3 separate regions of the Homo sapiens genome follow, and all the other regions are linked to region 3. A link is a loop called in an ENCODE intact Hi-C map of the cell type or tissue named here. Cell type or tissue: endothelial cell of umbilical vein. All regions are shown on one strand. Each heading gives the region's core, and the rest is flanking DNA. Links, peaks and the distances in the headings are about the cores only. Region 1 holds the start of LOC124902892 (a long non-coding RNA gene). Region 2 holds the start of LOC105369687 (a long non-coding RNA gene). Region 3 overlaps LOC101928387 (a long non-coding RNA gene).

The links. Peaks named below come from ENCODE experiments on the same cell type or tissue, not always from the same donor. Only the 100,000 strongest peaks of a DNase experiment are listed, where the experiment ranks them.
Region 1: a loop joins it to region 3, with 19 times the contacts of the local background. A loop is called at or near these places in 2 of 110 quality-filtered maps.
Region 2: a loop joins it to region 3, with 11 times the contacts of the local background. A loop is called at or near these places in 2 of 110 quality-filtered maps.

Annotation. Positions count from the first base shown.
Region 1 is chr12:19,269,587-19,280,200 of GRCh38, reverse strand. PLEKHA5 (pleckstrin homology domain containing A5) reads right to left here. Exons shown (of 32, transcript NM_001256470.2): 9 at 10,316-10,431; 10 at 9,996-10,013; 11 at 5,218-5,685. It overlaps LOC124902892 (a long non-coding RNA gene), which reads left to right and starts at 1,315. Exons shown (of 3, transcript XR_007063235.1): 1 at 1,315-1,404; 2 at 3,459-3,635; 3 at 4,436-4,517. In endothelial cell of umbilical vein, for the core only: no CTCF peak of the experiment used is centred there; a DNase peak (open chromatin) is centred at 6,130; H3K27ac peaks cover 1,516 bases.
Region 2 is chr12:20,207,849-20,218,462 of GRCh38, reverse strand. LOC105369686 (a long non-coding RNA gene) reads right to left here. Exons shown (of 3, transcript XR_931417.2): 2 at 7,810-7,868; 3 at 6,030-6,686. It overlaps LOC105369687 (a long non-coding RNA gene), which reads right to left and starts at 6,022. Exons shown (of 2, transcript XR_001749039.1): 1 at 5,127-6,022; 2 at 3,154-3,807. RefSeq lists enhancers at 4,822-5,562, 5,563-6,304. In endothelial cell of umbilical vein, for the core only: no CTCF peak of the experiment used is centred there; DNase peaks (open chromatin) are centred at 5,642 and 6,142; H3K27ac peaks cover 1,391 bases.
Region 3 is chr12:19,570,627-19,581,240 of GRCh38, reverse strand. All of the region lies in intron 3 of LOC101928387 (a long non-coding RNA gene), which reads right to left. Among named protein-coding and RNA genes, the nearest start is that of AEBP2, 140 kb to the right of the region's middle. RefSeq lists an enhancer at 8,007-8,096. In endothelial cell of umbilical vein, for the core only: a CTCF peak has its summit at 8,205 (motif pointing left); DNase peaks (open chromatin) are centred at 3,910, 5,210, 6,340, 8,190 and 1 weaker place; H3K27ac peaks cover 5,268 bases.

The sequences.
Region 1 (10,614 bases), core at 1,824-9,823, 300 kb after region 3:
GCATGCTCCTGCACTCCCAGCTACTCGGGAGGTTGAGGCAGGAGAACTGCTTGAACCCAGGAGGCAGAGGTTGCAGTGAGCTGAGATTGTGCCACTGTACTCCAGCCTGGCCAACAGAGGGATGGCCCTGTCTCCAAAAAAAAAAAAAAAAAAAAAAAAAAAAACAGGTTTCATTGTGATGAATTAAGTGCATTCTGGACTATGAGGCACCTAATTAATAAACTGCCGGCATAATTTGTGTCTATTGGGGCAGTAAAATTATGTTACCTTTACACTAAGAGAAAAATCTCATGTTAAATATACCTTCTCTTTGTGGGTTAAAGCATCCAGAGGGGATATAGTGGGAAAACAGTAAAACAGGAAAAGTGGTTGATCAAAAATCAAGACAGCCAAGTTTTGATTCTTGCTTTCCTATTAAGTACTTAGACCTTGGATGAGTTACATATTCTGGGGCTTTCAGAATATTGGGGGCAGGGTAGGGGAGTAGGGGAGAAAAGACCAAGAGATTTTATATATATATGTATGTATTTTTTTTTTTTTTGAGATGGAGTCTCACTCTGTCGTCCAGGCTGGAGTGCAATGGCATGATCTCCGCTCACTGGACCTGTCTCCCAGGTTCAAACGATTCTCCTGCCTCAGCCTCCCGAGTAGCTGTGATTACAGGTGCCTGCTGCTACACCCAGCTAATTTTTGTATTTTTAGTAGGGACAGGGTTTCACCATGTTGGCCAGGCTGGTCTTGAACTCCGGACCTCAGGTGATCCAACCACCTTGGCCTCCCAAAGTGCCAGGATTACAGGTGTGAGCCACACCTGGTCCAAGAGATCATACTTGGGGTTACAGAAAGAGCTTGCGGGCTAAATAGAACTAAAATGCAGGTCTCCTACTTTCTAAAGCAGCACTCTTTTAACTATGCCAGTGATCCCTAAACTTTTTGATTTTTTAAAAAAATCCCTCTATTTTTAAATTTTGCCACGATATGAATATTATTTTTAAAAAACCATACTCATCTATCACAATGACTTAGTTAAAAATAAAAAGGTATTAAAAATTAGGAAGGATATAATCTTATCGCACCAGAGAGCTCTTTAATATGCTATTAAAATCTAGCCAATGGCCAACTGAAACTGGGATCCTCTTTTCTCATCTAGAAGATGATTTCATCATAAACTTATTCTAGAGCTCTAAAATTCTATGCCTTATTTTGTATTTTAAATATTTCTAATTCTTTCAACCGTTTCTCCTAAACTAAATTTCCTTCATCATGGTGGTTGTTCTTCAGGATTTCAATGTCTCTACTCAAAAAGAGGTTGTTCAAAATTGAACGAAATGTCTCCAGACAAGAACCGCTGCATTCAGGCCAACCATCCGATTCGATGCCTTCGGGGTGGAGAGAGGGAGAAAGGTACCCAATTGCTCTTATATAACCAGTATAAAGAGTTCAATTCCTTGAGGCTTTCCCTCCATGGGTATTTCCTATTTTGTTTCTGCTTGGTCTTCCTCCCCATCTTCACCGTCTCCTATCACACGAAAGCCAGAAACTGGAAAACATCCAGAGCTGGCAATCCCATGACTATGTGCAAATATGTCAGCTAGGGAAAGCTGACTCCATCAAAGAGACTGCCCTAGTACTAAAGCAATTTACTCTGACACACCTTGGTTTGTTTGGTCATTCATAAATTGAAGAAATACTACAGGAGGCTTAATATGCAAAAAGCTAGAGATTAAGCACTGAGCTATATCATAGAAACATGTAAGGAAGGGGACATACATTATCAATCTAAAACACACCCAAAGTTGCTTATAAACTAATATCTAAATTATAGTTCAAAAATATAATTACACTAAAACACTTTTGTCAAGTGCTCTGAAGTATTCATAATGTTTGGGTTGGACCCTGTTGTAGAGACGTATATTGAACCTGAACTGTCAACTATCATATGATCATTAACAGCAGGATATATATATTTTTAGTAAGCTTGCCTAATTAATGACATTAAAAGGCTCTTCTGTCATCTTTGGAACCACATTTGGGGAATTTTAATTAAAAATTAAATTATTATCAAGCAAATTTATTTTTATCCCATATATTTCTAGCACTTTGAGACCTGTTTTTCAAAACTACAATTCCCTTTAGTGACTTTTTTCCCCAAAGAAATTCAAATTAAGCAAAGTGTGATTTACTTTTAACTGAAAGCTTAAGAAATGAACACTCTAAGCTCCTACATCAGATTTAGTGCCCCATTGGCCAGCAGCTGCCTGTCAAGCACCATAAAAGCCCTTTCCCTGTGATTCTGCCATGCAGAACAATGGCTTAAGGACCATGCATCTTAACAGTGCCTGCCACTCAGAATGAAACTTTAAAGCTTTGTTCACAGATGCAGGGATCTACTATTTTGACTAAATATTAAACCTTTTTCTTTCTATCAGAACTTTAATAATAGAAGACTTTCATAAAGCTTTTTAAAAAATGATTTATATATTGAATTACAATTGTTTCATTCCACCAATAAAAAATCATTTCATTATAAAACACTACAACTATTTTTATGATGAAGTTTATATCATAATGTAGATGATATTTTCTTATGATCCAAAGTGGACTCAAGCCATTTCAAAAGAACATCTAAATAACAGTATTTATAAAAACTGGCATAACAGTTAACCCAAAAATGTAGGAGGAACCCAGAGAAAATCTTAGCTCAAAATAACCTAAAACCAGCCTTCAGAAGCTGTTGGTGTATGTCCAAAAGGAAGAAGTCACTGAAAGACTTTACTGATATTAATTACACTCATAAAGGAACCTAAAACTAGTATTTATACTTCACAATTTTTAAAAATCCTCTAATTTCCAGATATCTGTTGACTCTCTCTATACACTTTTAAACTTAAGAAAGTATGATTTTCGGGGAAAAGTGATTCTTCTTTGAAGTAAGATTTAACTTGGTGAGCAGAGACGCACCAATCTTCTGATTTGGATTTTTATAATTTTTCTGAAAGTGATTACTTTCCCAAGTACTTCCAAACATCCTTTCATTTTTTTCCCCCCAGACCTGCTTCCTGCTTCTTTTCTGTCTAATCACATTGTATTAATTTATTTTCCTGCTAGTAATATATAAGCTTATTCATGTCTGTCATTCCATCCAACATTAAGTAATCTAATTTTTATTCATCTATGCCTTAATTCTTTTATTTATGATTTTGGTCAATCTGGTAAGTGAAAAATAATGCCTAATTGTTTCTTTAATGTGCAATTCCCTGATTACTGGTAAATTTGAGCATCTGCCAGTTTCCTTTTTAAAGAAAATTGACAAATAAGATTATATATATTTATGGTGAACAACATGTTTTGAAATATGTATATTGTGGAATGGCTAAACCAAGCTAATTAACATATGTATTACCTCACATAACCCATCCAACCACTATCTTCTCTTTTCCCAAATCTTTTCTTTGCAGTAAAAGGCACCAAATCACCCTAGTTGCCCAGGCCTAAAAGGCAGGGTGTCATTTTTGATTTCCTTCAAGAAACTTCCAGATTGGAGTGCAGTGGCACGATCCTGGCTCACTGCAACCTCTGCCTCCCGGGTTCAAGAGATTCTCCTGCCTCAGCCTCCCCAGTAGCTGAGATTACAGGTGAGCACTAAAATGTCTGGCTAATCTTTGTATTTTTAGTAGACATGGGGTTTCACCATCTTGGCCAGGCTGGTCTCGAACTCCTGGCCTCAACTGAACTGCCCGCCTTGGCCTCCCGAAGTGCTGGGATTACAGACTCAAGCCACCTTGCCCGGCACCAAACTTAATCTTGAGCAAGACGAGTTTGCAATCAAGCACATCAAAGCAATCAACTAGACTTGTCAATTATATCCCGAATACATCCTCATCCTCTTCTCACTTCAATCACTTAAGTAACTTTTGAACTTTCTCCAATTTATTATCCAGATTTCTGAGACACCAATCTGAATCTCTCTCTCCTAGCTTATGTCTCTAGCCTGTTCTTCACTCATTGATTCCCCAGTTACAATCAAGTCATACTGGATTTCTTTTGATTCTTCTGTTCTCTACCAAGCCTGGCGCTTTGCATATCTAAGCCATAATATGCATGTTATTCTTCGTATCACTGCTTGTGTTTTGCTTCCTCTACAAAGGTTTTCCTAGACTCTGAATCCTTAAGATTGTGCTGTTGTCCCGAAATGTGTTCCTACAGCACCCTGGTCTGCCTTCATTGTATTTGTCACACTAAATTGCATCTACTTATTCAATTGTCTCCTCTACTAGAGAATTATCTCTGTGAGTATCTGGACTGTATCTTTTCATTATTTTACTTTGCGGTCCCACAATTAGCATATAGTAGTTGCAAAATAAATATATTAAGAAAAGGTGCATGCAAAAATGAATAAATGCTCATATAAATATATTTACATTTTTTTTTTTAGAGTTGGGTTCTCACTGTGCTGCCACGCTGGAGTGCACTGGCACAGTCATAGCTCACTGCAGCTCCCAACTCCTGGGCTCAAGCAATCCTCCCACTTCAACTTCCCCCAAGTAGTAGGTACTACAGGTATGCACCACTATGCTTGGCTAATTTTTAAGAATTTTTTACAGAGATAGGGTCTTGCTAGGTTGCCCAGGCTGGTCTCAAACTCCTGGCATCAAACGATTCTCCTGCTTTGGCCTCCCAAAGTGCTGGGATTACAAGCCGAAAAACTGCGCCTGGCCTTGAATTTAATAGTTATGTGCATTCTGATTTAAAGAAAGCCCAAGAATAAGACTGGGAATTAGAGAGCAGTAGGCCTTTGCTGCCTCCATATTACTTGTCTCAGGAGATCCTTGCATTGTACCAACCTGCAGAAACTGGTAATGGAGGACAGTCAGAGAAGAGGTGATAATGGCAGGGGACAAGACAGGGGTGGGTTGGGAGGACAGGGCTTGCTCCCTCCCTCTCCCAAATAAACTCGATCTCTGCCTGTAACCCAAGCCTTTCCTTGTGCTTGGCCAGGAAGGATGACTCCTTGCCATTAGCAAAGTTGGGTGACAGAACATAAGAGACAGAGAATAAATACTTATATCTGATCATTATAAACAAAAGACGTAGTAATGAAGCTATAACAGCTAAAACACAATTTAAACCAATATTTTAATCAGTAGCTCAGAAACCAATCTCCACCAACACAGCATCAAAGAAACCTGGGTTCATAATGACAAGACAGACACTTACCCCCTGGTTTCTTCTTCATGACCCCTCCCCTTCTGGATTTTAATCCACTGTTCCAACTGCTGCATTGAATTTGTTCTCTGTATGACTCGATCGGCCTCTGTGTATAAGGGCCCTGTATTGGGGCGATTTCCACCTCTAAGATCTGCCAGGCTAACATTGACTATTTTGTTCTCTGAACTGCTCAAGTTGATTGGTCTGTAGTGCACAGTCTGAGCAGGGCATGCTGACCCACTCTCATATTCAGATGGCAGAGAATTCAGCTTTACACTATTAATTTTTGTTAAGGGTCTATCTTGACCATCCTTCTGAAATCCATATTTTTCAGCTTCTAATGCCTTTTTTTCTTCAATTTTGCTCATTTCCTTGTTTTTTTGATTGTTTTGGATCTCTGGTTTAATTAGCACTCTATGGTTGGGAATGTTATTGGTTTCTTTAGTTGGTGCATTTTCAGATGTAATCTTGTCCACTCTGAAATCAGAGAAGAAAATCATAGTAAATCAGATGAAATAATGTACATATTACTTCTGGGATTCAATCTAGGAAAAATTATACTTTACGGGGGTGGGGGCCAGGGGACTGGAAAGGGTCACAGTGGACAAGTCTACACAAATACCCAATGCTGTGATATTAACATTCAAGCACAACACCAGAATGTATAAACAGAAAGGGGGAAAAAGAAAACATAAAGAACTAGAGCGTAAAAAGTGATGTGTGCTCCCACCATTAGGAATCTGAAAATAAAGCAAATTAAGATTGCCTTATGACAGTTAAACCACAAAGTCTACACTTAAAGGACCACAGTAGATAGTCCCTTGAAAGGAGCCACATGGCTCCCAGCCAAGGTTAGCTGCTTGTTGACTCATGAGACAAACATGAGTCTGGTTGTGGAAATGGCTGCAACAGGAAATCATAGTCTGATGCTATCAAAGATCTGAACCATATAATTAACTCCTTTTGTTTGTATTCAAGAGGAACTCAGTATGATTTTAGAGCTCTTGGAGTCTGACTGCACATGTCCAGCTTGCAACTCTGTTCTTACTAGCTGAGTCTTCAGGCAAAGTACAGAACACTTAAAGTGCCTATGCTTCCTCTTTGGTAAATGGGTATGATTGTGCCACCAAGATCAGAGGGTTCTTGTGAGAATCAGATGAGTTAATGAGTGGCTGGCACAGACCTTATTTTACCATTATAATTCCAACACATCAAGCAATCTTGGGTTAGAATCTGGCATCCCATGTCCACCTGGCCACTGAAAGAATGAGCTCGTTAACAGCATGTGTCTAGGTCACTCGACAGTTGTACTTGCTCACTATTCTAGTTGCCATATCTAGGTCTTTCCCTGAGCCTAATCACTTCCAGACTCTGAAAAGATCAAGCTGAGTGTGTGAACCTGCACGAAACTGCCAAGATCATGCCACTCTAGGAGGCCTCTCAGGAGCCAGCCAACCCTCCATATTCCAATAAATAAAAATGCTTCTATCAGAAACTAGGTGTGGTAATGCTGCCAATGTTTATGACGTGTGGAAAGGATGTAGATCTATATACATATATCTGTAATCAACTATAGATGAAGATATCTAGAAGCTTTGGAATATGGTCACCAAGGAAAAAAAATTAAAAAAAAAAGGTGACTATTTTTCTTGGAGTAAAGTTATGAACCATCCATATATTTAGGTTAAATATAAACCATGGCTTCTAGATTGGAGGCAACATTAGACATTGGGAAAATTTACTAAGATAGACTATGTGCTTCTTTCTCTTGAAAAATAAAAGTTGGCCAGGTGTGGCCACTGATGCCTGTAATCCCAGCACTTTGGGAGGCCAGGGTGGGTGGATCACCTAAGATCAGGTGTTTGAGACCAGCCGGGCCAAAATGGTGAGACCCCGTCTCTACGAAAAATAAAAAAAAAATTAGCTGGCTTGGTGGAGGACATCTGTAATCCCACCTACTCGGGAGGCTGAGGCAGGAGAATTGCTTGAACCTGAGAGGCAGAGTTTGGAGTGAGCTGAGATCGTGCCACTGCACTCCAGCCTGGGCGACAGAGCGAGACTCCATCTCAAAACAAGAACAACAAAGAAGGCATAGAACATTTACACTAAAAGCATATGTATCCCTTGCTATTTGGGAGGGTAGGAATTTTAACATTAAACATAAAATAACTGAAAAGATTTTTAAAACATATTTACTGTAGTCTATCTAAAGCTATTATTATTACTGTCATCATGATTATTATCATTATTATTTGAGATAAGGTCTCTTGCCGTATAACCCAGGGGGGAGTGCAGTGACGTGATCTTGGCTCTCTGCAACCTCAACTTTCTGGGCTCAAGTGATCCTTCCCTCTCAGCCTCCCGAGCAGCCGGGACTATAGGTACACGCCACCACACCTAGCTAATTTTTAAATTTTTTTAGAGACGGGGTCTCACTGGTCACCTAGGTTGGTCTTGAACTCCTGGGCTCAAGCAATCCTCCCACCTTGGCCTCCTACATTATTGGGGTTACAAGCGTGAGCCACCGTGCTCAGCCTAAAGCTATTATTTTAAATTAAAACTGTGGTGGGTTTTTTTTCTTTTTCCCCAAGATTTATCATTGAAAAAGTAGTCAAAAAGACACATATGATGACTTTTCTCTAAATGGAACAAAGCTGACTCAGAAAAGTATGCTAAGGTACCATAAATAATATAAAACTTGTGATCTAATTTTAAAAAGTGACATTTAAGTTATTGCAGAAAATACACTGAGATATATAAAATGAAAATAATGGGCTTAGAGATGAAAATTATTCAGAGAATCCATATTATACTTAGATTTTTTTTTCTTTGGGCCATCAATGATCTGCACACTAGGAGACTATGACATTATCGTGAACAGGTGAAATACTTTATAAAGTTAGGGAGAATGAACTCTCAAGTTAAAAACTGGATGTTGTATTACAGTGATAAGCTCTGATAAATATTTTAAGTATTTGAGCCATACAGCAAAATGAGTGCATTAGCTTAAAACCAAGCAAACAAAATCTCTCTATACTTACTTTCACTTTGAATGACTAAATCTAATAGAGTGGGATAAAAATGCCAACAACTAGGAGTAGAAGAAAACACATAATTTCTACAGGATAACGGACTCTAAGCTGGGCACGCAGGTGGTATTAATAAATCTTGTCTGAGTAGATTACACTAACAAAGACGGCTGAAAACTGTATAAGCACCTAACTAGTGAACTATCAGGTTGCCAAAAGCCAAGCCAAATAATTGCCATCTTTATCATCCCAAATTACGAGTAATTATCAGTTTTTAGAGTGGTAAATTTAATAAAATAAAGTAGAAACATGCTGAAATTCTGAGAAAAGTATAATATACAATATTGAAATTATTTGGACATAAATATTTTAATTATTATACAGATTTCTGTATTCTAAACAATTTCCTAAAAATTTTGCTTTGAAGTTAAAAGTATTGAAGTTTTATTTTTATTTTTTTTTGACAGGGTCTCACTCCGTTGTCTAGGCTGGAGTGCAGTGGCACAGTCACAGCTCACAGCAGCCTCAACCTCCTGATTCAAGTGATCCTCATGCTTCAGCCTCCTGAGTAGCAGGGACTACAAGAGTGTGGTACTACGCCCAGCTAATTTTTGTATTTTTGGTACAGATGGTGTTTCATCATGTTGCCCAGGCTGATCTCAAAATCCTGGGCTCAAGTGATCCCTCAACCTCCCAAAGTGCTAGAATTACAGGTGTGAGCCACCATGCTCAGCCTGAAGATTTTAAATGAATTCTCTTCACCTACACATTTTCTCTCGTTATCAGTGCTAACCACCTCATCTTTATGCTACTCAGGTAATTTTTACACATGCAATTCCAAAAACAGATTTTCCTTCTATCTGCTCTCATCCTGCAATATGCATGTGGCAAAAGTGGTTTTTCTTAAAAATAGATGTCCTAGAGCTATATCCTAGACCCTCTTTTCTTTTCAGTTTTTCCCCAGCTCTAATTACTAGTGATTGGGTAACTTGATTTAGACTTGATATTTACAAAAATAGCACAAATACACAGCATCAACCTAAGTCTTTTAGCCAAAAAGCCAAGACTTTATTAAAATGCACACTAGAATAAGAAAAACAAAGGACTAGATGTATACTGTAACAATCCCTAATTTCCTGAGAAGAGGGAAAAAAAAGAAGAGGGAAAAAAGATGCACATTAGCATCTTTCTTACATAAGATATGTGCTCAGCTGTCACTGACTGGAAGAAAAATTAACTTGCATCATAATTTTTTCTTCGAATTACAGGAATATATATTTTTTAAAAAGCACATTATACTACTTGTATTTATGTAGTCTGAGAATCAGATTTCCTCTAACTAGCTATACTGAAGAATATTAAAATGATTCGTATCTTCAAGCAGGGAAAAATACATGGGTCAATTTTAACAGCACTTATCTATATTATCAAGGAATCTGAGTAGTGGAGTTTCAATATAAAAAAGGTACAATTCACCAAGAAGTGGATTTGGAAACAATCTAAATGCTTGACGAACTATTTTCTGGAGACATTCATTACAAAAACAATAAAAATTAATCAGAAATGTTGAAAAAATGAAACTATCAAAGTTTCTTACTGTAATTCATCACACTTTAGAAACATCAACACACTATTACAGAAAAACACAAATTAACTTCATAAAAATAAACTCTCTTCTAAGATTTAGAATCTTAAAAACACTATCTCAAAGGATAAAAATCTGTGTAGCTTTAAGGTAACAATTAAAAACGTACTCACCGGAAATTAAAGGTAATTCTGTAAGAAGAAAGAACATTCAGTTTGAATGTTAGGATTCTGGATTCACCCCAGTACACCGATAGGTGAAAATGAATAAAGAAGAAAAAGAAGAAAAGTGGAATAAAAATGTAGGTGGTATCGCAAACTAACAAAATGTGTATTAATTTAATTCAGAACAGGAATTGATCCTTGCTTTCTGAGGAAAAAATGATTTCATACCATGACTATTAAAATGATATGTACTATGACAGTGAAATACTTGCAAGGCATGGAATAAAATGGAAGTGGAAATCACCATCATTTTTTCTACAAGCCTTTACCTTTTCACAGGTTCTGTCTGTACTAGGGCAGCATCTAACATGGCTTTCATCCACAACTCCATTTCCTTTCCTGTATCAGTGCAGAAATAATAGGTCCGCATGTTTGGATGGGCTGCCTGATTGAAAATGACACGATCATTTTAAATAAAAATATAGGATTCTGTAAAAGAAAAAGAAAAAAAGGTAAGTGATTCCTGACATAGAACGTTGCTATCAAATTTCAGAGAAAGTAGACTTATCTTTTACCTGAGATATGGAAATGAATCAAGAAAAAATATAACTATTAACTTGAAAAATAT
Region 2 (10,614 bases), core at 1,505-9,504, 640 kb before region 3:
TTGCTCATCAACTTTTGACATCATCAAACTGATTATGATCTTACATGGCTTTTCTAGTTGTTTTTAATGGGAGTCTTGGTCTGCCACATGTTACTCCACCCCCTTTCGGATGAAGCTGTATTCATCATTTTATCATCTTCTGGAATCACATATTTATTTCTCTATTCTGTTTTTTCAACAAATATTTACTTAATGACCATTGTATCATACACTACAAGAAAAGTGGAGTCAGGCAGAAAGTTCAAAAAAATCTACCATCTAGAAAAAGAAGAAAATTTGGGCAAGTCTAGGTATCACATAACAAATGCCCCAGCACTCTGTATATTCCTGGCAATACTCCCATCTCCTCCTCCCTCGTCTCCATTACTCACAACCTTGTGCATATGATTTGCTTAAGATTATCTATTATTGTTTACATTAGTCAGAGAAGCACTTGACTCCTAGGTCATTACCTGTCTCTGGGACCCCAAACCCATATCGCTCTGTATATCTCCTAACCTGACCTTGTCACCTAATATTCTCCAATTCCTAAAACCATTCGTTAGGCCCACCGGACTAATGGGTCAGTCACAGGGAAAATACTCTATATCTTCAAATGTGTCAATTAAGTTTTCCTTCATCTTTTTACTCTGAGAAATGTCTCCCCACCAGGGACATAGATTTCCACACAGCCGTATAACATGATAGCTGATTTTTCTGCTGTGGTCATACTATTCCCAGGTATGCTGGTAGATGTTTTCACACGGACACTCACTGTCCATTACCCTGTTATCTTCACTAACCCACTGGCTCTTCTCTTATCAAAATATAAAATTGTATATTTATTTTTGCCTTCAATTCCTCTCTTTCTGTTCTCTATTTAACCCAAACTAATTCAGATCTTTGGCCCTGTTTTAGTCCATTCTTGCATTGCTATAAAGAGAGACCTGAGACTGGGTAATTTTTTTTTTTTTTTTAAAGAGGTTTAATTGGCTTATGGTTCTGCAGGCTGTACAAGAAGCACAGCAGCTTCTGCTTCTGGGAGGCCTCAGGAAGCTTCCAATCATGGCAGAAGGCAAAGGGGGAATGAGATGTCTCACATGGTGGGAGCAGGAGCAAGAGCGAGAGGGAAGAGAGGAGCTACACGCTTTTAAACAACCAGATCTCATGAGAACTCATGAGGACAGTACTAAGGGGACATGGTGCTAAACCACAAGAAACTGGCCCCATGAGCCAATCACCTCCCATCAGGCTCCACATCCAACATTGGGGATTACAATTCAACATGAGATTTGGGCGAGGACACAGAGCCAAACCACATCAGGCCCCATCTCTCCAGTGAAACAGCTCTTGCTGAGGTCAGGAATGATCTCCCATTGTTAATTATTTTGATGAGTTCTCTGTTCTCACCTCCATGATTGTTAAGCAACATTTGGCACCATTAATCAACATCCTTAAAACACTTGTAACACTTGGCTTTTAAATATTAAATTCTGCCTTGTCTACTACTTCACTGGATGCTATTTCTCAGTGTTTATCCTCACTCTCGCAATGGATTGATCTGTGGACTTCTCTTATCTATCAAACAGACTTTCATTGGTGAGCTCATTCAGTTTTAGGACTTTAAATAACATCTATAGGCTGATGAGCTGATGACTCTCCAGTTTATATATCAGGCCTAGACATTTCCTCTGAGCTCACACACCCAGCTTCCTATTTTACGTCTCCAATCTGAATTCCTAATCTCTTAAATCTCCTCTTCGACCCCTTCCCATCTCAGTAAATGGCAACTCAAACCTTCCAGTTGCTCCAGCTGAAAACCTCTGTGTCATCCTTGACTAATCTCTTTTCTGCCCCATATCCAGTCCCTTGACAAATCTTGGCAATTCTGCCTTCAACTATATATTCAATATATGACCACTTTTTACCACTTCATTGCTATCATCTCTCACCTGGATCATTGTAATAGCTTTTACTCTTGACCCTGTTCCATTCAAAAAACAGTAAGTAGTGGGAGAAATTCTTATGAAGCACAATTTAAATCATGTCATTCTTTTGCTCAAAGCCCACTAATGATTTCCCATGCTGAGAAAATTCTGAGCCCTTACAACCATGTGTAAGGGCCTATATTATCCCCATCTGACTGCTCTGACTTTGTTGCGTACCATGCTCCCTCTTCCAGCACCACGCTTCTTTCTCTTCTCCAACAATGTAAGCACTCTCCAGCCTTAGGAACTTTGCATGTACTAGTCCATTTCTAAAAATGCTTTTCCCATCATCTCCCCCTGTCCCCAAATATTTACATCTCTCCTCCTTCATATCCTCAGTCAGATGTCATCTTATGTGTGAGGACTCCTACATAACTGTATTTAAAACTGCACCTACTTACATATAGACACACATATATACACACCAGTACTAATTTCCTGCTTGGTTTTCTTCACTGTTTTGACATAATATAAATTTAACTGTTTACTCTCACTTCTTATACTAGAATGTATGGTATATGAGGGAAACATTTTTCTCTGTTTTTTTACTACCATTTTTCTACTATTTAGAACCATGACTAACACACTGTAGGCACTCCAAAAAATTTGTTTATTGACTGAAAGAACAAATTCTTAGGACATAAGGCCATTTTTGGTGTATCCACTGAATAGTGTATATACCACTTATGGAATTTTTGGTGTATAGATGAATTTGGATTATGTGCATATTCAAATTAAAAATTATTTCTCAGACCATATTTTCCCCGTGAAGCTTTTTGAGAGAAGGTATTCTCTCTGTTTTTCATCAGCGGCCTAACAGACAAGCTAAGAAGTTGCAGCTTTACAGTTTCAACTGCAAATCAATGTTGACTATTCATTTTCATCCTCACTAACAAGTTCCCTCTAACTGTGAATGTTATTAAGTTATTCTTTATTCATTTGGCAAACAGTTATTGAATACCTACTATTTGCCAAGGCACTATGTTAGTTGTTGAGGATGTAGGGTTCCTGCTCTCAGGAAACATTTAATTGTATTTTTCTTTACAGTGTACAATAGTACCTCTTACCTACAGTCTTGGTAATGGCATGTAAAATTATGTGGTTATTTGTGGAAATCCCTATACATGTATCATTGACCTTAACTGCTTTGGGTTTATCCAAAAATGAATACTTGAAATAGACAATGTAAATGGCACAGTCTTTCAACACAAAAGACCTGAATTTTATTTCCCATAACGTGATTAACCTTTGTAAGCAAGTCAGTGGGTCTTCATTTACCTCAGTTTCTTTTTCTATAACAAAAAGTTAACAATACCTATTAAACTGAAAAGATTCTTTGAGGATAAAACAATAGTTAATAAAATGCTTTAAGAAGCAATCTACTACTTAAAAACATAATAAACTTATCTTTTCAATGGAGAGGCAGCATTGTGTGATATCATAAAGAACAGACTTTGGAAGGAGACAGGCTTGGTGTCAAATCCCAGCCCTGTCACCTAGCAACAAATGGAAACAGTCCCGTTTAATTTACAAAATTAATGGAATAATTAGAATTAACACATTTAAAAAGCCTAGCATCTCGCACAGGATATGATGCATAGCAGATGTCAGCTCTTATTTACCTTAATATTTTGGCATCTGACCATTAAAATTGTTATTTCTTCCATTTTCAAATATACCTCAGTTTCTTTATCTGTAAAATGGGGAAATTGTATTGCAGTCTTTCAAAAGCCCTCCTGAGTATACTGCATTAACTGGTTGCCATCTCCAAGCAGAAGTCATTATTATCACATCCTTGAGGGCAATGGTTTGACATTATTAGATTTCTGCATGGCCAACTCTGAAGATGGAGACAGAAAAATCACATTCAGGAAAAGCTCTTCAGAGCAGGACTTTGGAGAAAAATATAAATAATGAGGTAATACAAACTCTAAAGTAAACCAGGCAAAGGGCCAAGAATTATCATGCAAAGGGAGAATGGACACAATCAGCTCTCATGTACACACGTGCCTTTCAAATGGCAGGAGAGACATAGAACACGCATCTCTAGTAATTTTTAAAAGTCAAAGCCAAACCAGCCCACTCCCTTCAATTATTGTTAGAGGACATCCTTCCACAGCTCACTGTTGGCCTCAGATCACTAGTTTTGCTGACATCATTCTAGTCACATGGTAGAGATGTTTACACTTTGTAGAAACTTCCATTTTATTCTACATTAATTTAGTGTCAAGGTTATTCTCCTAAGTAAATGAAAGTAGAATAATGAAATGTTCAAGTCATCTTATCACAATTGTGTTGTAAGGACTTTGTGTCTTCGCCGTAAGTCCCCAAAGTGAAGACATTTCCCTCCTCTCATCTCAAGTACTTTTTGGTCTTTTGAAATGAAAAAAGTAAGTTTTATATTATAACAGCTAGAAATTAGCAGATGTTTTGGCACACTCTGAACTTGCGTTCTGACATTATTGCACAACTGCCTCTACACTAGCAGTTTTTTTTAATCTATTTTAGGTGATCCAGCACTGATCCATCCTTCAATAGCCATAGCATTTGATCTATTATTTAATGCTTTAGAAACACAATGCTCTATCACGTGATACTTTATAAACTAACTGACAAACTCAACGGCATTGTCTACTAGAGAATTTTATTTATTTCATAGCACTTCACTTAAAAACCAATTTGTGGGGTTTTAGGTGACATTTTGATAATTCAGCCTATAAAAACCTCACTTCTCTTTTATTTTCTGGCAAAATCTGAACATACAGTGTAACAAAGAGTCATGTTATTCTATATCACAAGCTTAAAATGTAATTCATTCTTGTAGAATTAGAATTTTACTACTGCTCGCAAAGTTACATGAATGCTGTGAAACTGTACATAAACAGGATCAGCATAGATGTTATTTATGTAGATAGATATTTATATTTATATACTTTTAACATTATTTCAAAAACGTGGCCCACCCCTTCTCAAGGTATTAAATATTCAGCAGTTTACTAGCATAAGAATTGGGAGCTTTATATTTATAGTACAAGGCATTTGATATTTGCAATACCGTTCAATAGATAAGTCTGATATTTAAATTTGGTTTTGTTCTATGCCTGGTTATTTTAGAGTTCGTCCATATGCTAGCTAATTTGCTGCCAGTCAGATACTTACTTGCTTTTGTTAATTGATGCAGAGTTCAACACACAGATTTCTTCTCTCCCATCTCTTGTCCTGTCTTTCTCAAGCTCATTAATTTTGTGGCCCAATTGACCTTTGAGCAGATCAAATCTCTCCTTCAGAGTCATGGCTTGCTTTATCTATTTACGTATTTTACACTCATATTGCATTCTTTGGCCCAGACAAAGTTTTCTAAAAAGTGGTCCTCTTGAAACGTTTTCCCACTAAAACAGAAGGGCTGTGGTTTTACACCCACCAGGGAGGAAAGAGCAGCTAGGGACACTCTGCTGGTTCCTGAAAGAAAGTCTGCGGATCTCAGGGTTTCCTTTGTCTCATTGTGATCACACACACATTGCTAATGGCCTGAGGCACTCATACATTTCAGGGAGCTCTCCAGCCTTCTCTTGAACTAATTCCTTCCAGAGCCTCTGTTCAAGTGTGACTCATCACTCTGCAAAGCCACTGCCTCCCAGCACGCCTCCTGCCAAATGTGGAGGGCATGTCTTTCCCACTGGATTCCTGCCATTTCTTTCGTACATTTGACGTAATCCCCTTTCCCATTGTTTTTGTGCATTTGATTGTGCAAAATTGCAGGCAAAAAAGGAAAGCAGAAACTGAAAGCCTGCAAAATGACTGTTCTGAGATGCCTTTAGTAATCTGGGGTATTCTTTGGCCATGAAGATCTCCACTAGTTTGAATAGGGAGGTTTAGTTGAGTTCTGTTTATTTTTGTGTTTGTTTGCTTTTGGTGGGGACAGTGGGGTATTATCAGACTTCACTTGATTTTAGGACAGTAGACAAGACTAGAGGAGACATAAAAATAATAGACATGCTGAAAAGCCAAAATAGATATATAAATAAAAAATAAAAATATTGAACACTTTCAGTCAAATTTACCGTCTGAGCAGACCCTAGACCTTACTAGAGATTTCATGGCAACAGAAATAGTCATCACATTCTGTGTCCGTCTGGATTTCTGCCATTAATTATCCACTCTCTTCTCAGTACTGTCAACCTTTTCCTTTCCACTGGCATCTTTCCCTTTGTGCATAAACATGCTCAAGTCTCTCCCATCTTAGGAATAAATACTTCCTCGATTCTGCCTCCACTCTAGCTACTGAATCTTCTCCTTTGTAATTTTTTAAAAATAGATCAGCTTCTAGAACAAGCAGTCTACATGGACTGTCTTCACTTCCTCATATTTAGTTTCTTTCCCTTATTGATGAAAACTCTTCCAGGTCTACATTATTGCTATTCCAAAGTGAGCTTCTAGGTTGCTCATTCCAATTTAATTAGTCAGTGTACTATTGGATACAAGTGACTGAAGACTCAATGCAAGTTGAGTTAAAGAAAAGCTGTTGTTATTATTGTAGTTATTACTAGTATTTAGCTCATTTACCTAAAAAAAGCTCATTGCTTGTACTGACTTAGGTGCAGCTGAACTAGGACTTGCTCTCCTTTTCCTCACTCTGCCTCCTTCTATTTTGGCTTTACTTCTTGGCTGGTTCATGCTTCATGGTGGTAAAAAGTGATTTTTACACTTACTTCCTCATTGCTGTAAATATATCAGAAAAACACAGCTGTTAGATCACAACTCCCGTATAATTCTCGGGGTTAACTTTGGTGTACTCAGAATGAATTGTGTGTTCACTGCTAAACAAAGCACTCTGGCCAAAGGGCTGCAGCCTCCTATTGACTAGGTCCGTGTTAAGTGTATTCTTTGGAATGAAGCATGGCTTTGAATTTTGGCTCTAACAAAGTTTATTAGTAGTAACAATATAGCTATACTTCCTATGTTATTCATTTTACACCTAGCATCTGTTCTTTATAACAAGCCTGCAGGTTATGAATTAAACATTATGAAGAGGGTAGGAGTTCAAAGAACTTAAATAATTGGCCCAACTCTTAAAATTAATGAAGAAGATCTAAGATTTGAACCCAAGTTTGTCTAGACTCAAAGTTGTGCTCTTCCCACTGGATCATACTGAGATATTATATCCAAAGGAGTCATCACATGCCGGGTGTGGTGGCTCATGCTTGTAATCTCAACACTTTGGGAGGTCAAGGTGTGAGATCACTTGAGGCCAGGAATTTGACAACAGCCTGGGCAACATAGTGAAACCCTGTCTCTTAAAAAAAAAAAAATTAAGTTAGCCAAGTATGGTGGCATGTGCCTGTACCCCTTGCTACTGGGGAGGCTGAGATGATAGGATTGCTTGAGCCCAGGAGGTCGAGGCTGGAGAGAGCTATGATTGCACCACTGAACTCCAGCCTGGGCAACAGAGAGAGATCCACATCTCTTAAAAAAGAGGAAAAGAGTAAAAATAGTCATTACAGAGCTAGCACACATGCTTAACTAATGTTAGTTCCTTTTTTTTTTTTTACTCTGCTCATGCAATTCTGATCAGATCATAGCTCTTAAAAATTTTGTCATGAAGTCCTCTCCAAATCTGGCCCTCACTTAGCTTCAATGGTTTCACCCATCTATCTTCCTCAGGTCGTTCTAAGCCATTTGTTTTTCTTTAAACATGCCAGGTTCCCTAACTTGTCTGAAATTTTGAATATAAAATGTATTTATTCTGTCTGATTTCCTCTCCCCACAGAAAATTACTCATTTTTTTTAAGTCTGACCTCAAGTACTTACTATGTTCTGCATTTCCTCTGCAGCTCATACATACCTTCATTATGGAATTATTACATTGTATTGTAGTAGTTCCTATATCTTCTCCCCACTATGCTGTAAAATAGACAAGTTAAGGCCATGGATCAAGTCATTTTCTCTTCATTTCCCAGGAACATAATGTAGGTACTACATAAATGTATGTTGAATGAATAAATGGATATACAAAGAAACAAATTTCTTTTTACCAAATTGGCCCAAACTCCTTTTCCCAGCACAGACTTTCCCAGCACAAACAACAACAAAGATGACAGGAATAGAGATGGAATGGAACAGGACAGGACAGGACGGGACAGAGAGGACAGGAGAAGAGAGGAGAGGAGAGAAAGGGGAAGGGAAGGGGAGAGAGGGGAGAGGGGAGAGGGGAAGGGGGAAGGAGAGGAGGTGGGAAGGGGGAGGGGAGAGGAGGTGGGAAGGGGGAGGGGAGAGGAGGTGGGAAGTGGGAGGGGAGGGGAAGGGAGAGAAAGAGGAGGGGAAGGGAGAGAAAGAGGAGGGGAAGGGAGAGAAAGAGGAGGGGACAAAGTTTCCTTTGCTAGGAACACTTAGATAAACCTCAGGGAGGAATCTGACCGCCATTTTCCCCCAAAACAAAGCCTGCGCATATGGGGCCTCAGACCATGTGTCCTCACATCTACAGAGAAGTTCCAACTGCTGGATGTTATCAAAATGAATGGTCCCTTCCTGAGGCCAAGCCGGTCCTTCCTATACATCACAATTTGGCCAAGCCTTTGTGCAGAGGGCTATGAAGTATTTTTCCTCCAGGTTCTGAAGATAAAAACAGTCCCAATGTTTAAAGATACACTCTGGAAGAGTATAAGCTGGGGGTGGTGAAGAGAACTGGTTGCCCATTCTGAAAGACAGGGAATAGAGGCTCCCTCATTCCCTTCCTTCTTACAGTGAAAACTCAGGGTGTGATGGAGAAAGAAAGCAAACATCCTCCCTTCACTTTCCACCCCTCATCCCTCAACCGGCCATAGGTACCAATGCAGTATATACCCATGAAGCAAGGAAAACCACCCTCACCTACGCCTCCATTTCTCCCTGCTGTCACAAACTGAGTTCCCTGGGCCTGTTTATGCCATGAAGCATGGCCTCCTTCCATGGGGTGGGTTTCAGCACACACCTGTTATTTTAAGCCTTTGCTTTTGTTTGTGTTGTTGCTTCCACCTGGAACGCTCTTTTCACTTTGCCCATTTTGCAAATATAAGCTCATAATTATCTAAACTACCATCCAAAAGAGACAAAGCAGACTAATATATATAACTAACTTCTTCCTTCTTTTTCCCCATAGGTACATATTTTTATGAAAAAGCCACAACACTTTATTTTTTTTTTTATTTATTCTATCTCTCCCACTGGATGATAAACCTCTTGATCGCAGGGACTATGTCTTATTCATCTCTTGTTCCATGGCACCTAGCCCAGTGCCCAAAAATAAATATTTGGTGATTAGGCTAAAAGGAAGAAGAAGAGAAAAGACAGGGAAACAGAATGAATTAAGTCTACTTTTACTTTTGTTTTAGGCCTCTAGAATATAAATCCCTGGAGAGAAAAATCTCTGAAAAACTATAGAGAAGGGATCTCTTGTCTATATCAAAATTGCTTTTGCCAACAAAAACATTGGTTGCAATATAGTGAAGTTTATATATGGATAGATTTTTCTTCTTCTTCTTTTTTTTTTTTTTTTAAACAGGGTCTTGCTAGAGTACAGTGGTGTGATTATGGCTCACTGCAGCCTCGACCTGCTGGGCTTAAGTGATCCTCCCATCTCAACCTCCCAAGTAGCTGGGACTATAGGTGTGCACCACCACACCTGGATAATTTTATTTATTTTTGTAGACATGAGGTCTCACACTTTTTTGCCCAGGCTGGTCTTGAACTCCTGAGTTCAAGCAATCCACCTGCCTCAGCCTTCCAAATTGCTGGGATTACAGGTATGAACCACCTTGCACAGCTGATTATTTGATCTTGAGTTTTCATTTGCAAGATTTTAGTTATCCCAGAAACAGCATTTTTTCCAACTGGCTTAAAAATATACTGCTAATTGCTGGAGAATGAAATCCAAGACATTTGCATTCTTACTCTGCGAACTAACAAAAATAAATTTGAATAAATGAATTATTTCTGTGATATATCTATTTCTTCCCCCAACTGCTGACTTGATTCTTAGTAAGAAATGAGTAGAAACATCTCAAATATATTTTCTGTCTTAAAATAGGTAGTATTTATTTTTATTATTTATTCAATTTATATTTTGTTCTGGCATCTAGAAGGGGCTCATTAAATAAGCCTGTTTTTATTTCTTATTTTCTTTCTTCCTTCATTTTCTTTAAAACTCCTCCAACAAATAGTTTAACAAATATTCTACATTCTGCCCATGAAGTATTTTTTTTAATTATTTTTTTGAGACAAGGTATAGCTCTGTCACCCAGGCTGGAGTGCAGTGGCACAGTCTTGGCTCCCTGCAACCTCTGCCTCCTGGGCTCCAGACATCCTCCCATCTCAGCCTCCAGAGTAGCTGAGACTACAGGCGCTTGCCGTCATGCCTAGCTGGTTTTGGATTTTAAGTAGAGACAGGGTCTCGCCATGTTACCCAGGCTGGACTTGAACTCCTGGGCTCAAAGTGATCCACCTGCCTCGGCCTCCCAAAGTGTAGGGATTACAGACGTGAGGCACCACCTTGGTCCCAGCTCTAAATATCTTTTAATGCCTTGCTATCAGCATAACTTTGGCTATTCTATCCTACTGACATTATACCATCTAACTAATCAAAAACTTATTATTGAAATATCATTATTGTAGA
Region 3 (10,614 bases), core at 1,295-9,294:
TTTAGCTTGTGATTCTGCAGGCTGGGAAGTTCAAGGGTATGGCCTTGGTTTCTGACAAAGCCAGAAGTGCTTCTTTTATGCTGCATCATAACACGGCAGAGAAGGCCAAAGCAGAAGTTAACACATGCAAAGAGAGAGGACCAAACAGGAGGAGGAACCTCACTTTATAATATAACAACTTGCTCCTGAGGGAACTAATCAATTCTCAAGAGAACTAATCCAGTCTCATCAGAACAAGAACTCACTGCTGTGAGAACAGCACCAACCCATTCATGAGGGATCCACCCTCATGACCCAAATACCTCCCACTAGGCCCCGCCTCCAGTACCACCACATTGGGAATCAAATTTCAATATTAGTTTTGGTGAGGATAAACCATATCCAAATTATAGCACTTTCATAATATGGCCTTCTCTTCTATGGATACTTGTGATTGCCTTAGGCCCACCTGGATAATCCAGGGTAATCTCTCCATCTCATAGTCCTTAATTTAATCACACCTTTTGCTTTATAAGGGAGTAGTCTCCCTTTTGCCATATAAGGTAATATTTATGGGTTCCAGGGATTAAGAATAGATACCTTTGGGTGCCATTATTTAGCCTACCACAATAGTCAATAGAAGAATTGGAAAATAAAGTTGAGAAAATCTTCCATAGAAAAAAACAAAAAAAATGTAGAGAAAAAAACAAGAGACATTTCAGATCAATTCAAGAAGTCAAACATCCTATCAGGTGTAGTCACAAAAAAAGATAATAGAAAACAGAAAGATGAAAGAACACTCTACAAGAAGGTACAATAGACTAATAAAAAATATCTATAAGGACACTAAATCAATCTAGCACAGCAGTAAGAGATAAACCCTCAAGCCAATAAATCAAGAAATAGTAACTTATCTGTAGATTAAAACAACAGCAACGAATCATTTTGCTCATAAATTTGCCATTTAGGCAGGATTTGGCAGGAGCTTATTTCCAGGAATCATCAACTGATATCGATCAAACTGGATCTGGAACAATGCATGTTTTAAATGTTTCATGCACAGGTAGGCCAGGCATGGTGGCTCACGCCTGTAATCCCAGCACTTTGGGAGGCCGAGGGGGCAGATCACTTGAGGTCAGGAGTTCAAGATCAGCCTGGCCAACATGGCAAAACCCCATCTCTACTAAAAATAAAAAAATTAGCCAGGCATCAGGGCGCAAGCCTATAATCCCAGCTCTTCAGGAGGCTGAGATGCGAGAATCGCTTAAGCCTGGGAGGCGGAGGTGGCAGTGAGTCAAGAACACGTGCCTGCATTCCAGCCTGGGTGACAGGGTGAGACTCTGTCTCAAAGAAAAATAAAAAATAAAATAAAATGTTTAATGCACATGTATGACAAGCTGATGCTCAATGTGAACTGGTAACTCAGTTAGGGCTGCAGAGCTGAGGGCCAAAGGCTCAGCTCCCTCAACCTGGATCACTCTACTTGTGTGTTAGGCTTCCTCACAGCAAGGTGGCTAAGTGCCAAGGACAAAAATCTCAAAAAAAAAATAAGGCAGAAGCTCATGACATTTTTAGGACCTAGCCTTGGAAGTCATATAACATCACTTCTACAATAGTCTATTGGCCAAGACAGTCAAAAAGGCTGTCTCCAAGGTTCAAAGGAAGGGCAAATACTCTACCTCTTGATAGGAGAAAAGCCAGTTTCTAGAGAGTTATGTGGAAAAAGGAGGTATTGTTGTGATGATCTTTAGAAAATATAATCTGCCTCAGTAACCTTAGCATATTATTTGGAGATATAAAGTTAACCAGAAGAGCTCAATATAGAGTAAGTTTGAAAGAATTAAAAGAAGTTGACCCTAGAGGATGAGACTGTAGCTGGAAAACAGTCGCAGAGGGGGTGAGAGGGACTGTGATTCTTTAATTTAAAGCCTTCTGTAATTTTTTTTTTTTTTCTGAGACAGAGTTTTGCTCTTGTTGCCCAGGCTGGAGTACAATGGCACAATCTCAGCTCACTGCAACCTCCGCCTCCTGGGTTCAAGTGATTCTCCTGCCTCAGCCTCCTGGGTTCAAGCGATTCTCCTGCCTCAGCCTCCCGAGTAGCTGGGATTACAGGCACCCACCACCAAGTCTAGCTAATTTTTTGTGTTTTTAGTAGAGACGGGGTTTCACCATGTTGGCCAGGGTGGTCTCGAACTCATGACCTCAGGTGATCCGCCCATCCCAGCCTCCCAAAGTGCTGGGATTACAAGCATGAGCCACCATGCCCGGCCAGCCTTCTGTAATTTTTTAAATCCAGGGCATGTACTAGTTTGATAATTTTTTTAAGAGTGCATTTAGAAAAATACAAATGTGGCTAAGATATTAGCTGCTTTCGTACCTTCACAAGCTGACACTTCTGGTCTCACATCAGCCAGTCCTCAGATATCAGCTTCTTCACTGGTTTTCGTGAAAAAAACAATCACTCCAAATTTGGTGATTTATTACACCATGCACATGTTTCACATTACACGCAATGAATTGTTACATTTAGGTTTTCCTAAAAGTAATGTTTAAATCACTTATCAAACTATTACATGCACTTGAGTTTTGAAATTCAAAAACTATAAACAGCTTACAGTGAAAAGCAATTGCCTCACCCTACCTGCTTTCTATTCCTACTCCATTCTCCAGGGTCAGTCTCTTTTAATGCTTTTCAACTAATGCTTCTTCTGGTGGTGTTTACTTTTAAAATCCTCCATTTGAAAGTTCTTGTGGCTAGGCATAGTGGCTCATGCCTGGAATCCCAAAACTTTGGGAGGCAAAGACAGGCAAATCGCTTGAGCCCAGGAGTTCCAGACTAGCCTAGACAACATGGCAAAAACCCATTGCTACAAAAAAATACAAAAAAATTAGCCAGGCATGGTGATCCGTGGCTGTAGTCCCAGCTACTACAGAGGCTAAAGTGGGAGGATCCCTTGAGCACAGGAGGTTGAGGCTGCAGTGAGCTGGGATTGTGCCACTGCACTCCAGCCTGGGCAAAAGAGTGAGACTGTCTCAAAAAAAAAAAAAAAAAAAAAAAAAAAAAATTCTCTCCTCCCAAGTCTCCTAAGTCTCTTCTCTGTGTCCTTCAATTTTCCTTCCAGCCCCAGTCCATAGCCTCCTGTTTGCCTCCATAACAGTAACTCATGCAGAGGTTCCTCTGGTTCTCTGAGTCCCAGGACAGCTCCCACCTCAGCCTGGAGGCCTCCACTTCAGCTCCTGAACAAGCTGGTCAAAGCTACTCCTCTTCAAAGGCTTGGATTTCCCCACAAGAAATTTTACACCTGCTGCTCATATAAAAGAAAGTGTCTCCTTATTTTATACAAATAAGTAAAATATAGAGTAATACAATCAATAATGAAAGTACAGTATTTTTAGTATCAAGAAATATATACCAAGAAAGAATGTCTAACGCTAAGGAAATCAGGAAACACATTCAAGAGGGAAGAAATAATTTAGGAAATAGAGAAGCCTTTTCAGATAGATAGAAAGACCTAGAAATAGTAAAAATCACATAGTGTATTAGGACAACCTTATTTTTGGAGAATAAAATTAAAGAGGAGAAGATGTGAGAAATGAGCCTTAAAAAGTTAATGTAAACCAGATGGTTCTTATACACAAATCTAAGGACCTGGACTTGAGCCCACAGTCCAAGAGTTAAACACTTAAATACCTGTAAATACCAAATAGATCATGGAAATTAGCAAAATGAGATCATATGAATGAGAAGAAGAATAGAAAGTATAGAATCCTGTGAAAAACAGGGGAAATCATGTCCTTCCAAAGAGAACAATGTAATTATTCTTATGCAAAAATGTAAGGCTGGCATTACCAGAGCTTCTGGGTTTTTTGTTTGTTTGTTTGTTTTTAATAAGAGCAGGCTATCTAGATTTCCTGTCAAATTTCCCAGTTGGCAACTATTACATGTTTTTCCAGGCTCACAGTTTATGGAGGAAAAAGTGTGTCTGTGTGTATTACACACACACACACACACACACACACACACACACAATTTTTTAAGTAAACTACGCACACATATATACATTTTTTAAGTAAACTAGCTTCAGCTTGTTTTAACCAACAGACCTCAAGTTTTCACCTCTCCCAAAACCAACAGGGAAAAAACATTACAACATTTTAAGACAGGGAAAGCTATGGTCAGTGTTAAAGATCACTCTGGCAGCAGGCTGTAGGATGGATTGAGTGTGGGGGGAGAAATTGAGTGTAGAGAGATGAGTTGGAAGGCTCTTGCAATCTACTGTTGGTAGTAGATGTGCTGACAGTCCAAACTGGGACTGTCCATTTTATTTTATAATCAATTATTATTTGTCAGTCCAAAGAGGTAAAATGGCATTGAGCATTTCTTACCAGACTTCAACCACAAAGGATCACTATGAACTTCCTTATTTCTGTAAATTCTGGGTGTTACATAGACTTTCAGAGATAGCCTGAATTTATCTCTTCATTACACTCCGTAACTTCCATTTTCTTTTCATAAATGCATGTCAGTAGTAATAAAAAGAAAGATTATACAGCTAGCTTTAGAAAGTCAGCTGGTTGAACCTCTACCCACTGCTTCTCTATTATATCAGTTTTAGAAGTAAACAGAGACATTTTCTGCAAATGGTTCCCATGTGCTCACATCTCTGAATGTAAAATAAACAGTGCAGGTCATGAAAACAGAGTGTTTTAAACAGAGAATTCCAACTGGGAAATTTGTCTAAACATGAACTTTATTTTTACAGTCATTTAAAGATGTCTTTAATCTACCTATTAAATTAACTTTTAAAAAGTATAAAATGGGGAAAGAAAAATAGAGGAGAGAGAGAGCTTATTCATCTATCCATCTGTTTTTCCATAACACTAAATACTTCCATTTCTAGGTGCTAAAGTATATAAATATGATATATATACAATTTTCAACACATAATTATTGCATCTAAGCAACAGATACAGAGAAAATTTTAGTTACTATCAGCATATTTGTAAGATTTTTCTGAACCAAATCTTTGCAAGACAGATCAAATGCCATCTTAGTTTTATGTTCCAACCAATTCAAGCAGTGAGAAAAAATGTCCCTAGTTCCATAGACAGGATCTGTCAGGTGCTAGCCAGGCTTAGCCCAGTCCTATTCCATGAGTTCACAGGATATCCCTGGGCATCGAGCCAATCCCACTTGTCCCCAGAATGCAAAGGAAATGAGATACTACATTAATATGTCATTTTGTGCCAGTCGGGCTTTGAAGATAGTCCAGGCTTCAGTGATATTATCAGCCATTTGCAGCCCTGACCAGCACAGGAAGAAGTCAAAACTCACATGCAGGAAGGGGAGCCAGGGCCTGCTTTCCCACCAAGCCCTGGGCTCTGGGCTTTGTTCTCACTATTTCCAAGCCTTCTTTTTTTTTTTCTATAAAGATATGTATGGATATGACCTTTCACCAGAGACCCTATGCTCATTGCTGTAAAATTCCCTTTCTCCATGGGGATAAAAATCAGCACTCATACCCACCGTGTGTTTTGGGTAAGTTTGTTCCTATTTCTCTCTATGGAGCTTCAAAGAGGGTATAGCTCCTTCTGAGATTAGAGTAAAGGGAAAGCTAAATTCCTGGGAATTCTTCTGGAACTGTGACAAAGAGAGATATGTTCCAGATATCCTGAGTTGAAAAGTGAAATACATTTTCTCATAGAAACGATCATTAGCTTCCCAGGCAAGTTCATAAAATCCTATTTAATCCATGGCATTCTTAGAATATTTCAGAAATTCCTATGCAATTCATCTACTCTGTTCTCATTTTTTCCCAGCTTGTTTTTCCTAGCTGACTAGTACGGATATGATCCTCCTTTGCCATATTCTCCAACCTTCTCCCTTCAAATTTACAAAGTCCTGTATGTGTTTTGTGTAATCTACTAGATACTAAAAACCTACATATGTTCAATTGATGAGTCTTGCAGTTGCAGTTGCCTACCCCACCTCAGGTCATTGACAGAGTATGGATATGTTTCACAGCTCTTTCTTTTCCTTCTGTGCTAATGACCTTTAGCTTTCATGGAAAGCATGGAAAAGTTTAGGGCCTCTTATTAAAATGGTGAATCTGCCAGAGACAGGCTCATTTCTAAATGAAATTTTTATGTGATATATATTGCTTAATGGGAAAAGAATAGATGGTTTATTAGTTGGGGGCGAGAAAACTGCTCACTACGCGGGGAAAAACAAATCACTCTTCTGAATCTTAAGATTACCCTTTCCTTGCATTTGAAGAGAAGAGGGGAAAAACAGGAAGAGAAGTACACTGAACTCTTGAAATGTACAGACTGGACAATTTTGATAGAGCTTGTCAGTGTTGGTGTGTGGGCAGGTGGCCCACTGCACAATCCACACATGGCACATGGTCCACCTTTGATGGGTGAATTCTCTATAAGCTTCAGCTTGGCTCCCATTTGCTGCCTCAGGACAGCCACCAGTGAAACTCACCAGGTTCCTGATACCCACCTCATTTCTCTCCACCCTCCAGCAGAGGGCTTATCACCCCATAACTCTAATCTCCTGTAAACTCTAATCCCATAACCCAGATGTCCTCCTCTCCTCTCCCCAAGGCCACAGATGAGGCAATCTCATTCTTCCTCAAGTTTCTTGCTAATTATATAGCTATAGTATAATGTGCCTAGATTCTTTCAGTTCCTTTCTTTTGGCTCTCAAAATCCTGTTTGGAAGAAAAAATAAGAAAAAAAAAAAAAAAGGTAGAGTGCGCAGTGGCTAATGCCTGTAATCCCAGCACTTAGGCCGAGGCAGGAGAATTGTGTGAGCCCAGGAGTTTGAGCCTCGCACCACTGCACCTCACTGGACAAGACCCACTGGCCTGGGACCCTAGCGCAGCCAGCCCCGCCTAACTCTTAGGTGGGGGGCAACTCTCCACTTCCCTGGGCCACGGCTCCTAGAGGATGCAGGCAGGCCACCATTTTTGCTGCTCTGCCATCCTCTCTCCTGTTGCCCCCCAGGTTCCTGAGGGAAGCTGTGATTAGGAACTAAGACAGGCCTCCAGCACAGCAGCGCTTCGTGGAAAAGCTGCCAGACTGTTTTCCATGGGGTGACAGCCCTTGCTCCTCCTCACTGGGCAGGGCCTCCCAACCTGGGCCCCCGCACGACCAGCCTGAACTAGGGAAGGAACAAAGGGCCTGCTCGCTACTCTGGAACCTCGAGCGAGCGCATGGCAGCCACCATGCAGAGAGAAGCCCAGTCTCTCTTCCCTGAGAGCCCCCACCCCCACTCTTCACCAGGCAGGGCCCCCAGCTCTGGACCACAGAGCAGCCGCCCCACCCCCGGCTGAGCACACCCATTTTGCTGGGGGCTCTGAGTTTCCCTGGAGAGGGGGGGCGGTCCCAAAGGCAACCGACAGCCCCTCTGTCGCAGCCACTGCATCGGTTCTGCCCTTGCTGCCCTTGGACTGGAGAAGGAACAGAGCCTGGAAATTTTACTGGCGCCTCCAGCACGCCACAGTCACCGCAGAGAGAGGGGCCCAGTCTCCTTTCCTGTGAGCCCTCGGCCCCCACTCTTCACCAAGCAGGGCCGGCTCAGGCCAGCAGCGCAGCCGTCTCACCCCCTGGCTGAACATTCCCATTAGCAGCAGCTCTGCGCATCTCCAAGATAGAGAGCTCCCAGAGACAACCAGAAGCCCGTCTCTCACTGCCACCGCAGCGGTCCTGCCCTTGCTGCCTTCAGATTGGGAAAGGAACAAAAACCCTGAGTGCTTTACCCACACTTCCAGCACACCACAGCCGTCCTAAGGAGAAGAGGCCAGTCTGTCTCTCCTGTGAGCCATCGGCCCCCCTGTTCACCACCAGGCCGGGCCCCTTGGCTTAGGCCCACAACCCAGCCACCTCACCCTCGGCCAATCCCGCTGATTGGGAGCGGCTCGGCATTTCTCTGGGATGGATCCCCAAGAGACAAGTGAAAGGACCTCTTCCACAGCCACCGCCAAGATCCCTTCCCCTGCTTCCTCCAAGCTGTGGAGGGAACATAAAGCCTGAGCTCGGCTCAGGACTTCAGTGTGCAGCCCGGGAGTGGCAAGCCGAGATCTGCAGCCAGAATCGAGGAGTAGAGGAGCCCAAACATTGGGAGTGCTGAGAGGGAGTACAACTACAAACACAAGGAAATACAGAGGACCCACATGGCTGAGCAAGAGCCTACCTAATTGGCCATTACACTTAAGCGCCATCTGCTGGATCACAGCCCAAATTTCAACACCAAAAACGTTTTGCTAATACATCCTCCTGTGAAACCAAAGATAAGAATTCACCTGTTAATACAAATAAAGACCCTGCACAAAGCCTCGGCCCTCTGAAAACATCCAGAAAACTGACTGTACTCAAATTACAGCACAGATAAAGGAACTTCAGCCCAGATGAGAAAGAACCAGTGCGAGAACTCTGGCAACTCAAAAAGACAAGAGTGTCTTCTTTCCTCCAAATGATGGCACTGGTTCCCCAGCAAGGGTTCTTTAACAGATTGAAATGGATGAAATGACAGAGCCAGAATTCAGAATATAAATAGGATTGAATATCATCAAGACTGGGGAGAAAGTCAAAACCCAATTCAAGGAATCTAAGGATTGCAGTAAAACAATCCAGGAGCTGAAAAATGAAATGGCTTTTATAAGAAAAAACCAAACTGATCTAATAGAGCCAAAAAACGCATTACAGAAATTATATAATACAATCACAAGTATTAACAGCAGAACAGACCAACCTGAGGAAAGAATCTTAGAGCTTGAAGACTGATTCTCAAAAATAACTGTCAGAAAAAAGGTATAAAGAAGAATAAACAAAAACTACAAGAAATATGGGATTATGTAAAGAGAGAAAACCTATGACTCACTGGCATCCCTGAAAGAGAGGAAGAGAAAACAAACAACTTGGAAAACGTATTTGAGGATATCATCCAGGAAAATTTCCCCAGCCTCGACAGAGAGACCAACATTCAAATTCAGGAAATGCAGAGAAATGACCATCTCCAAGACACATAATCATCAGATTATCCAAGGTAAACATGAAAGAAAAAATATTAAAGGCACCTAGAGAGAAGAGGCAGGTCACCTGCGACGGGAAATACATCAGGTTAACCGTGGATTTTTCTGCAGAATCTCTACAAGCCAGAAGAGATTGGGGGCCTATACTCAGCATTCCTTAAAAAAAGAAATTACAACTAAGAATTTCATAAACCGACAAATTAAGCTTCATGAGCGAAGGAGAAATAAGATCATTTTCAGAGAAGCAAATGTCAAGGGGATTCATTACCATTGCCTTACAAGAGGTACCTAAGAAGGTGCTAAATCTGAAAACAAAAGACCTTCACCAGCCACTACAAAAACACACTTAAGTACAGAGACCACTGACACTATAATGCAACCAAAGCAACCATACAATCAAGTCTGCATAGTAACCAGCTAACAATAAGATAGCAGCATCAAATCTACACGTCAATATTGACCTTAAACGTAAGTTGGCTAAATGTCCCAGTTAAAAGACACAGAGTGGCAAGTTGGATAAAGAAGCAAAACCCAACTCTACGCTGTCTTTAAGAGATCCATCTCACATGCAATGACACCATAAGCTTAAAGTAAAAGGATGGAGAGAAACCTACCAAGCAAACAGTAAACAGAAAAAAGCAGAGGTTGCTATTCTAATTTCAGATGAAATAGACTTTAAACCAATAATGATCAAAAAAAGATGAAAAGAGCATTACATAATGGTAAAGAGTTCAATTCAATAATAAGACCTAAGTATCCTAAACATATATGCACCCAGCCCAGGAGTACCCAGAATCATAAAACAAGTTCTTAGAGACCTATGAAGAGATTTAGATAACCACATAATAATACTGAGAGACTTCAACACCCCACTGACAGTATTAAACAGGTTATTGAGGCAGAAGGCTAAAAAGAAATACAGGACCTCAACTTGACATTTGACCAAATGGGCCTAATAGATATCTACAGAACTCACCACCCAAAACCAACAAAATATACATTCTTCTCATCTGCATGTGGCTTATACTCTAAAATTGACCACAGAATTGTCCATAAAGTGATCATCAGCAAAATTAAAAAATCATACCAAACACACTCTCAGACCACAGGGCAATAAAAATAGAAATCAACACTAAGAAAATTGGTCGGCCGGGCACGGTGGCTCAAGCCTGTAATCCCAGCACTTTGGGAGGCCAAGGCGGGTGGATCACAAGATCAGGAGATCGAGACCATCCTTGCTAACATGGTGAAACCCCGTCTCTACTAAAAAATACAAAAAAAAATTAGCCGGGCGTGGTGGCAGGCTCCTGTAGTCCCAACTACTCGGGAGGCTGAGATGGGAGAATGGCGTGAACCCGGGAGGCAGAGCTTGCAGTGAGCCAAGATCGCGCCACTGCACTCCAGCCTGGGCGACAGAGCAAGACTCGGTCTCAAAAAAAAAAAAAAAAAAAGAAAAGAAAATTGGTCAAAACTATATAATTACATGTAAGTTAAACAACCTGTTCTTGATTGACTTTGGATAAACAATGAAATTAAGGTAAAAATAAAGAAACCCTGTAAAACTAAAGAGAACAAAAACACAACATATCTGACT